3 separate regions of the Homo sapiens genome follow, and regions 1 and 3 are each linked to region 2. A link is a contact called in ENCODE Hi-C data. All regions are on one chromosome and are shown on one strand. Each heading gives the region's core, a stretch centred on a gene start or an enhancer-like site at or near the end of the contact. The rest is flanking DNA. Distances are from core to core; before and after follow the strand shown.

What was found. A loop is a pair of places that touch in the nucleus more often than their neighbours do. Pooled maps may share reads with other maps.
Region 1: a loop to region 2 is called in a pooled map, with 6 times the contacts of the local background. The contact joins the promoter of CD46 here to the promoter of MAPKAPK2 in region 2. A Hi-C loop is called at or near these places in 7 of 50 pooled maps.
Region 3: a loop to region 2 is called in a map of B cell, with 17 times the contacts of the local background. The contact joins the promoter of ELK4 here to the promoter of MAPKAPK2 in region 2. A Hi-C loop is called at or near these places in 1 of 168 maps with a recorded cell type or tissue (B cell), 1 of 37 single-sample maps with no recorded cell type and 10 of 50 pooled maps.

What each region holds. Positions count from the first base shown.
Region 1 is chr1:207,750,635-207,753,660 of GRCh38, reverse strand. It overlaps CD46 (CD46 molecule), which reads right to left and starts at 1,607. Exons shown (of 13, transcript NM_172351.3): 1 at 1,352-1,607. The coding sequence starts at 1,448. RefSeq lists silencers at 720-1,077, 1,657-1,766 and an enhancer at 1,347-1,556.
Region 2 is chr1:206,683,264-206,686,419 of GRCh38, reverse strand. MAPKAPK2 (MAPK activated protein kinase 2) reads right to left here and starts at 1,515. Exons shown (of 10, transcript NM_032960.4): 1 at 912-1,515. The coding sequence starts at 1,190. LOC124904495 (a long non-coding RNA gene) reads left to right here and starts at 1,614. Exons shown (of 3, transcript XR_007066833.1): 1 at 1,614-2,679; 2 at 2,877-3,069. RefSeq lists silencers at 250-339, 750-839, 850-899, 1,360-1,539.
Region 3 is chr1:205,630,761-205,633,712 of GRCh38, reverse strand. It overlaps ELK4 (ETS transcription factor ELK4), which reads left to right and starts at 1,702. Exons shown (of 5, transcript NM_001973.4): 1 at 1,702-2,081. RefSeq lists enhancers at 1,315-1,624, 2,235-2,654 and silencers at 1,795-1,944, 2,035-2,224.

The DNA.
Region 1 (3,026 bases), core at 358-2,857, 1.1 Mb before region 2:
CTCACTCTGTCATCTAGGCTGGAGTGCAGTGGCATGATCACAGCTCACTGCAGCCTTCACCTCCTGGGCTCAAGTGAATCTCCTACCTCGGCCCCCAGAGTAGCTGGGACCACGGGCATAAACCACCATGCCCAGCTAATTTTTGTATTTTTTTGTAGAGACAAGGTTTTGCCATGTTGCCCAGGTTGATCTTGAACTCCTGGGCACAGGCAATCACCCCGCCTGGGCCTCCCAAAGCGCTGGGATCACAGGCGTGAGCCACTGCGCCTGGCCTAGCATGCATTTTTAAAAGTATTGATTCCATTCAATGAAATACAAAATAAATTTAGTGGGATAGGCCTTAAGCTTTAGCTTATGAGCTGCAGGGGAAAACAAGATTAACATTATCTGCCTTCCTTTGTTAGGATACTAATTTCTCACTAGGTTTGGCTACCATTGTTTTTTAGGTTGTTTCACATCTCTCAAATATGACTCAAAGTAATGAAAAGAAGGAAAACAATGTCAAAAAGCCATTAGGCAATGGAATCAGATACTATCTATATTGGTTGGGAACAGGAAGAAGACTCGATGGCCCACCCACCCCCCAAAAAAGCAGCCATTTACAAACTAATAGGAGCTCAGGTAACACGGAGACTGTTCACAGAAGGCACAAAAAGCATGGCGCGCCCTTACCACCTCTCTAACCCCAGGCACCGAGAGCCTGCTCTCACTCAACATGCCCTCCCTAGCCCCAGAGTCCGCGCTCACTCCATTCAAAGCAAACAGTTGAGCTGTCTTGCCCACAGTGAACTCTGCACACAGGCCACTTACGCACAGCACGCTCCCAGCAACACCTGGCCAGGCCCCTGCTCGCCCAGCCCAGCACATGGGGCACAGCAGACGCACTGCAACCCTTACCGCGGGTACTGTCCAAGCCCTAATGAACACCCCACTCACCAAGGCACCAAGGGAACACAGGGCAAACTCTCACCACGGACACAGCACGGGCCCTAGCAACACTCCCACGCACCTGTGCACTCCAGAACAAGCCCTCACCTAGGGCGCCCAGTCCGCGCTCCCCTGGCCGACTGGCTCAATCCCGAAAACACGATTCACGCTTTTTTTAGGGACGCAGCCAGATCCTGCGTAAATGCTGGCCGCGCACACGACGCCACCAAACAAGCTTCACCTCGGGCTCTGCGTGGTCCCCGCATTCCCCGCCACATACCCCCGGGATCTGAGCACTGCACCCCTCAGAGAACCCTGTCCCCAAACAGGCACGGCCTGCTGTGAGCCCCGCCCCGCGACTCTTGCCCGACTGAGGAGAGCTCTAGTCTCGCCGCGGACGCGCGAACCCGCCCCGGGGTCCTACCGGAGAAGGAGTACAGCAGCAACACCATGGCCGCCAGAAGCAACCCAGGAAAGCGCCAGGAAGGAAAGGGACACTCGCGGCGGCCGGGAGGCTCCATGCGCGGCGCGGAAGACGCTGTTATTTCTCCGGAGGAAAGCAGAGAAACCGAGAGCCAGCCGAGCAGGGAAGTCCCTTCTGGGTCCAGATATGGGACGCAACAATCCCCAACTCACAAAGCATCCAGTGCTGCAGGACAGGTGGGCGTGGCCCGAGCCGCGCCCGGGGCGGAAGTGCGTCGAGTCACCAGGGCGGCTGGGGCCAATCGGCGGGCCGCGGGGCGGAGCCTCGGCGTTCATGGGCAGCCCTTGGCCTTCGAGAGGTCAGGGGGAGGCCCTGGCGGAACCTAACAGAACAGGTTCCCCGAGGCCGCCTTTTTTCTTGCTAAGCCCTTGGCCTACCATCCCGGAAGCCTGAGGCGTCCTGCGGGAAAGGACTGGCTCGCCGTCATATTTGTGACCCAGGCAGGGTGGAGAGAAAACTAAGCTGCTTTGGTAATAGTTTCCGGGAATTCGGGAGTCAAGAATAAAGCACTTCGACCTAAAAATAGAGATCCAGAGTCTAGACAGGGGGTCACCGTGGGCTAGCACCCCTCAGGGTTAGTTTTATCCTGGGGCACTGCAGGCTGTCAGGACTGCCTGGGCCCTTACTTGGTATTTGGCATTAGTCAGGCATTATTGGGAACAATATTTGAGTTTTTCTTGCTTGAATGCCTGCTACTGGATCGTCTCGGGGCCGTCTTGTTTTCACAATCTCAAAGGTTTGGCTTCTGCACTCCCAGCCCCTAAGGTAATTTGCCCTTTGCTCCCCTCCCTGGAGGGGACCCTTCCGAATCTAATTTATTAAGCAACACCAGGCAATTAGAATATTGAGACTCTATGGGGCCCTTGCCCTTGAGCAACTAAATTTTTTATTGAAGACGAAATATACATGCATGAACAATGTAAGGACAAGGGTGTCCTAAGTGCCAAATTCCTGGAAGCAATAAATGCAGAAGGATTCGGATGGGTAGAAATTGTTAGGTGAAGAGTGGATAAGGGGGAGAACTTTTCTGGTGAAACAATCTGAGGAACAATACTGGAAAATTAAGAATGAGCAGGATTGATTTGTAGGATTGTGAGTAAACCGGAATGACCGGTAAAAGGAAAAGGACATGACTGACATTAAAAGAGCAAACAAAGAGTTGACATTTCTTCCCCTCAGATTGGCAAAGAATTAAAACGTCAGCCAATGTGAGTGAACGTGTTGCAGGGGGACCAGCACTCTGTAACATAACTTTTCAGTATGTTAAAAGTCTTAAAGTGGACATGACTTGTGTTAGGCTCTCAGTTCCCAGAGAAATCATCAGAGCTGTGATCAAAGCTCTGATGTGATCAAAACTCTGATGTGATTAATTTTTGAAAAAATGTAAACCCTAAGTGTCTAGCAAAAGTAATAAAGAATTTCTGGCAGTTACCTTTGTGTGATGGAATTCTATGCAGCAAATATTGCAAAAGAATACCAAATATGAGAAACTATGATATCATTGTAAGTGGAAAAAGCAGAGTCCAAACTGGCATGTGCCTTTTGGCAGTCCTTTTATTAAAACAAAAGTACCATATTGATATGTATAAAAAGAAACTAGGAATACAGCAAAATT
Region 2 (3,156 bases), core at 266-2,765:
GAAGTCGATATTCTCACTTGAATCCTTATTCTCCCCACCACCACACCCCTTAAAGAAAGAAAAGGGATGGGCTCCCCCGGCTCAAGGATAATGTTTCCTCAGACTGCCCATCACGGCGCGAGTCCAGGACAGCAAGTGGCCCTCTCTAGGAGGCGGAATCAGCACGGGCCCGGCCGCGGGTTACAGACTCTGTTCACAATGATCAGCCGGGCCGCGGACACCGCCGGCCTCTCCCCGGAGCCGCCCCGCGCGGGCGTGGGAGGGGGCCAGCTGAGGGGGCCAGCTCCGGGATCCAAATAATCCCGCCCCCGCAGCCGGGGGACACCCAGGACCCTCCCGCCGCACACCTCCTGCCCGGCGCGCCCCAAGGCGGCCCGGCTGCCCTCGCGAGGCTCGGGGAAGTGAAATCACACATTCCGGCTCCCAAATAAGGAGCGAGGCTAAATAAACCTCTGCGATCCGACTTCTCCAAACCAACCGACCAACCGGCTCAATGAGTAATGGGCCTTTTGTGCCCGCAGAGAGAGAAAAAGGAGGGAGGAGAGGACGGGGAACCACCAACCCCAAAATCACTTCCTTGAGATGGAGTGAAATTAGCAGAAGTCCCGAAGCCAACCGTTCTGACTCGGCTGGATCCCGCTCAAACCCCAAAATGGCAGGGTCCCCTGAGTCCCCAGGAGCGGGTCCCAGGGCTCCCGCCCGGGAGCGGCCGGAAGCGGTCAGGGAGGCGAGGGCGCTGGGACCCGCCGCCCGCGCCGCACTCGGCACCGCCGGCCCGGCCGCCCCGCCCCGCCCCGCCGCGGCCACCCCTCCGCCCCGCGCCGCGACCCAGGCCGGGACGGGCACCCGACGCCGTGGAGCTCCAGGGCCCGGGACCGGCCCCGCCTCCCCTCCCCGGGCCCCAGACCTACTTTGAGGGCGAATTTCTCCTGGGTCCTCTTGTTGAAGATCTGCAAAACTTTGCCGTTGATGCCCAGCCCCAGGACCTGGCTGGTGACCTTGTAGTCATCGATGATGGCGTTCTTCTTGATCTGCAGGCCGGACTTGACGTGGAACTGCGGGAACTGCTGCGGGGGCGGCGGCGGCGGCTGCGCCGGGGGGTGCGGCAGGGCAGGGGTGGGGGGCTGCGGCGGCGGGGCCGGGGCGGGGAACGGCACCGGCGGGCTCTGGCCCTGGGAGTTGGACAGCATGGTGCCCGGGGACGCCGGGGCACAGGCGGGGGTGCCCGCGGCCGCCCCCTCCTCCGGCTCCGGGCCCCCTCCCCGCCGCCCCCCGACGGGCTGCGAAGTTCGCTCCGGGCTGGAGCCGGCTTCCCCGACCCGGCCCGGCTCCAGGCTCGGCGGGTCGCGGGGCTCCGTGGGTCCCACCGCGCGCCGCTGGCTCCCACCGGCCCGGCGCCCTCCCTCCCTCCCCCCGGGGGCCTGGCGCTCTGGGGACCGCGGGGCGGCGGGGGCCCGGCCGGGGGGAAGCGGCCGCGCGACAATGTACCCAGCCCCGGGCCGGCGGCCGCGTCACAGCCTCGTCTGCGTCCGGGGCCGGTCCTTAAAGGGGAGGGGCGGGGGGCGGGGCCTGGGGAGGCGTGGCGTGGGGGGAGGGGCGGGCCTTAAAGGGGAGGACGCGCGGTGCCGGGAGCTGGGAGGATCGCGGAGTAGGCTGGGGGCTGCTGCCTCGCGGACAGTGAGAGGGGACAGGGAGAGGGGACGAAGAAATGCTAGTTCTTAACCAAGGCTATGCAAAGGGAGAGGGGAGGCGTGTCAAAGGAGCTGCATAATTCAGATGGAAAATCCACTCCTCTCCAATTGTCTGGGCTTCTTAGCGGCAGCGAATTGGGAGAGGGGTGTATTTCCAAGGACAGGGATGGCTTGTAGGTATCCAGCTAGATGAGACCTCGTGGGGGTGGGGGGGAGCTGGAATCACAGGGGTCATTCATCCCAGGAAAAGGTGTGAGCCAAAGGCGGGCGTATTAAATATTTCCCTAACTTCAACATTTTCCTCTGAGGTTTTTTGCATCTCTTTTCTCATTAATTTATTGTTTTTCAGTAAAGACGTATTATTGTGTAACCAGGAGCACTTTAGTAATTATACCTTTGAACATGTTTTCCTGTAAATAAACTAAAAAGGATACAGGGTGGGAAGAGGATGGGTTGAGATTGGGGCCACCTGAATTCCCGCCATCCTTTGCCACGGATTGGCTGTGTGAGGCTGAGCAAGCCTTGCACCTCTCTCTCCGTGGGAAGAACAGCGAGACCTTTTCAAAGGTTGTGGGCAGAGTCAAAGGAGATAATGAAACTGAAGGGGAGGCCCTGGGGAATGGCTTCTGATTTCCGATGTGGAAAAATTAATCCGTAAGAAGTGGGTTAGCCCCGTGTATCTCAGGAAAAGCCCAGGGATCTAGCTGGACCCTGCATAGAAGCTGCCAGGAGGCCTCCACACACATTCTGATGGGGTTCGAGATGACCAAGTACATTCCTGCCGACCTCCTCCCACCTCTGACTGGCAGAACATTTGAGAAATGGCAAGCAACCCAGACAGGTGAACACAAAACCTCAGCTTAAGTCTTGGTAAGGCCAGTTAGAGAATGAGGCTTGACCTATGGCCACACATGCCCCCTAATAGGTCCCCCAAAACTCCAGAGAGAAGACAACACCCCCAGAAGTGGCCACTGGGGATAGAACTTAGGTAGGTAAGGGACAAGTGCAAATGTCTCTTCCCTCATTCACCTTTCCCAGAAGATGCTTGTGGAGGCAGGAATGAGGGGGAGGAGTGAGGGGTGGGAGTTACCCTCCCAACACTGTCCTTTCCTGGGGCAGGTAGGGCTCTGTGGACCAAGGAGAGACATGTTTCCCCCGACACAAACATATGCTCTTCTCAAGCAGCATCTGCTTAGCTCCATGTACAAGGTGCCGTGCTCAGCCCTGCAGCGGTGGATGGTGTTATCTGATGGGGAAGAAGACAGATAACAGTGGCACAGAGAGGATGGCAGACACCTTCCTAGGAGCCCGAAGCACAGGGATTCTCTTCTGTCTACAGCAGCCAGCAGCTTCCTCCCGAGTCTACAGGATAGATACGGTTAGACAGCTCCCCAGATGCCCCTGACTCTTCAAAGACAAAGACACTATCTAAGGCCACGGGGATAGGAAAACATCTTCACTCCAC
Region 3 (2,952 bases), core at 453-2,952, 1.1 Mb after region 2:
AGCAGACAGATTTGCTATGACTAATTTAAGAACTCCCAAAGCAGGCTGTTTTCCAAAAATACACTGCAATTGACAATGCCGTAAGCTCAGTCTAAAAGGGATATGACACAACTACTGGCCCTAAGGCCGAATCAGATGTTTACTGCCAGTTTGAACAGAGCAGCGTAGTGTGCAGATCTCCACAACCCTTAACTGTTCTTGGTAGGGGGCTTTAAAATGAAATCTTTTTATAAACAAATGTTTCCAATAGGTGTATCCTAAACAGCCTACCTTAATACTTTTTTTTTTCTTGGTTTCCAAGATGGAACTTGTTGCAAGGAAAATTTTATGTTAGGGGCCAAGACTGCTAGTGCTTTTCAGATACTGCATGTTCCTTATAAAACATGTCTTAATATGTTTGCATGCTTTGGTAAAACTAATTTTGGAAAGGTAACATCTTTTGGTAGAGTTGTTTTTACAGGAATAGCTACCTTTGTGGATTATAATTACTCTGTATTATGGAAGAGGAGGCTGGAAATCAAGGAAGTGATGATTCTCTTCCAAAAGCCTACAAAAGGATGACAGAATCACATTTCACTCAGTGAGTTCAATTAACTATACATTCAATTGTGGGGGCAAAAATAAATGACACCACGATTTACTGGGTATCTACTATGTGCTAGGTAATGCACTAAGTACATTATGCTCTATACTTCATTTAATCCTCTCAGCAATGCTGCTCATTATCGTCATTTTACATGAGGAAACTGAGGTCCAGAAAGGTTAAGCAACTCACTACAGGTCACACAGCTAGTAAATGGCCTCGAATAACCAGTAACTCAGACACTGACCTCTCTTTGGTTTCTTGTTAAACAAACACCTAATTTATTTCTTGGAGGTTTTGTTCAGCTGTCCTAATTTATGACTTTACATTCCTTCTGGTGCTAAACTGCTCAAGTAGCCTCTTGTATCAAGTGTGACCTGATTCCTTAAGAATTTTACTTAATGAGAACCTCTAAGCTAGAAACTCTTGCTAGGTGTTTCATGCACCTTATTTTCTTTAATCATTACAACAACTCTAAGATTGGGTTCTCTCCACCTTATAAATGATGACTGTTTTAGAGAGGTTAAGGTTGCTTAAAATTGGTGAGTTAGTGAGGGGTAGAGCCACGAATGGATTTCTGGTCGCTGCCTCCATCGTCAGGGCAAGCTTTTCCCACGACTCCAGCGCTTCCATTTGTCAGTCCCCAGGCTAGAAAGCCACAGTGCTAATTTAGTATTTATCAAGCGTTTGTAGTGTCCTGGGATCTGGCACTTCGATGAGAAAGCTGTGACGGCCCCAACTTCTAACAGCGAGTGGTAAGGAGGACGAGGGACACAGGAGGGAGGAGACTCTCCCCAAAGCTTAGCACCAACAGAAGTGGTCCCCCGCAGGTTGCTCTGCGAGCGCCACCTCTTCCCTCCAACCGAGGAGAAAGTGGCGCGCCTTTGAGGAGTCCGAGGTCCCGGCCCAGGCGGCAGCTTGGGTCCTGGCGGGTTCCGGACGGGCGCCTCAGGGACCTGGAAGCAACCGCACCGAACGCGACGGAGAGCGGCGAGACGACTCCAGGAGGCGCCCGAGCTACATCCCCCGGCCACACCAAACCCGGGTTTGCTGGCAGACGCGGCTCACGACACCCCTTAGGGTCGCAGCCCCTCCCCCGGAAGTGACGTGTAGCGACTACGGCGTCTGGGAGGGACCCAGGAGCAGTCGGGGGGTTTGAGAGTGGCGGCGGCCGCGGAGGGCCTGGCAGGCCCCGCCGCTGCAAGGAACGCCCCGAACGCGCGCGCCCGGCGTGTAGCGGCCCCAAGACCCGCGCCGCCGCTGCCGCGTGCGGGGGCGGGGAGGGCGGGGCGCCAGGAGCCGCGGCGGCGGGAGATGCGGGCGGCTGCGGGCACCCGGCGGGCTCGGCTTGGCCGCCGCCGCCTTCTACGGCTCCGCCGCGGGGGTCGCAGCGGCTGCCGCGCCGTCCTCGAGTTTCCAGCGTGAGGAGGAGGCTGAGGGCGGAGAGGCGCATCGTGTTCGAGGCGGAGACCGAGGGGGAGCCCCGCGCGCGGCGTCGGTGAGCGGTCAGCCCCGCGCGCCCCCTCGGGATCTCGCGGCCACAGCCCCACCGGCCGGGAGCGGGGGCGGGGGCCGAGGGGCGCGCGGCACAACAGGAAGTGGGGGCGGGGGCCGGGGCCGGGCGCGCGCGCTCCCCTTGGGTCCGCCCCCGGCCCGCCGGGCACCGCGGCGCACAGGTGGACGCCGCAGCGCACCGCTCAGCTCTCGTCGCCTCTTGGTCCCCCGAAGTCTCGTGGGCGAAAGGTGGCGGCGATTTTTTCGGCGTGGATGGGGAGGAGGGGAGCAATTCTCATTTTCTGTAGTGACAGGAAGTTGGAAAATGAAAGTACAGTAATTCAGTGCTTACCAAGGCCCGGTGAGGTTGCACCTCTTCCCCCAGACTTTGATCTCCTGTAGGGCACACGCGGCCGTCCGCGTTTCTTCCTCTCCCCTAGCTCGCTAGTCATCCGGTGTCGAGTTTCATTTCTTTTTCTCTTTCGCTCCAGCGGCCCCCCGCCCCTCTTTACTTTCCGCCTTGTGCACAGCTGCATCGAGGCTGGTAACTTCATTCCTGGGAAGATCAATTGGAAACATCTTTCGGGGCGGGATAGTAACTGGCCTTGGAAGGAAATAGGGATGTTGTTGACTGAAGTAGTCAAAAGTACACACTTCACTTTTTCTCCAGCTATTGCTATTTGAAATTTGGGGAATTTAAATAAAGATTCTGGAGTTCTATGCCTCATCAGAATGGTTTGTCCATCTCTTTGGTTGATAGATCAGATCCTCTGTCGTCTTTTCCCACCCCCTACACCCCCTGGCTTGGAAAACTTGGTGCTTCAATATTTAGGTTTGGCAGCGGTGTTTTCATTAAAATGTAGTATGATTCAATA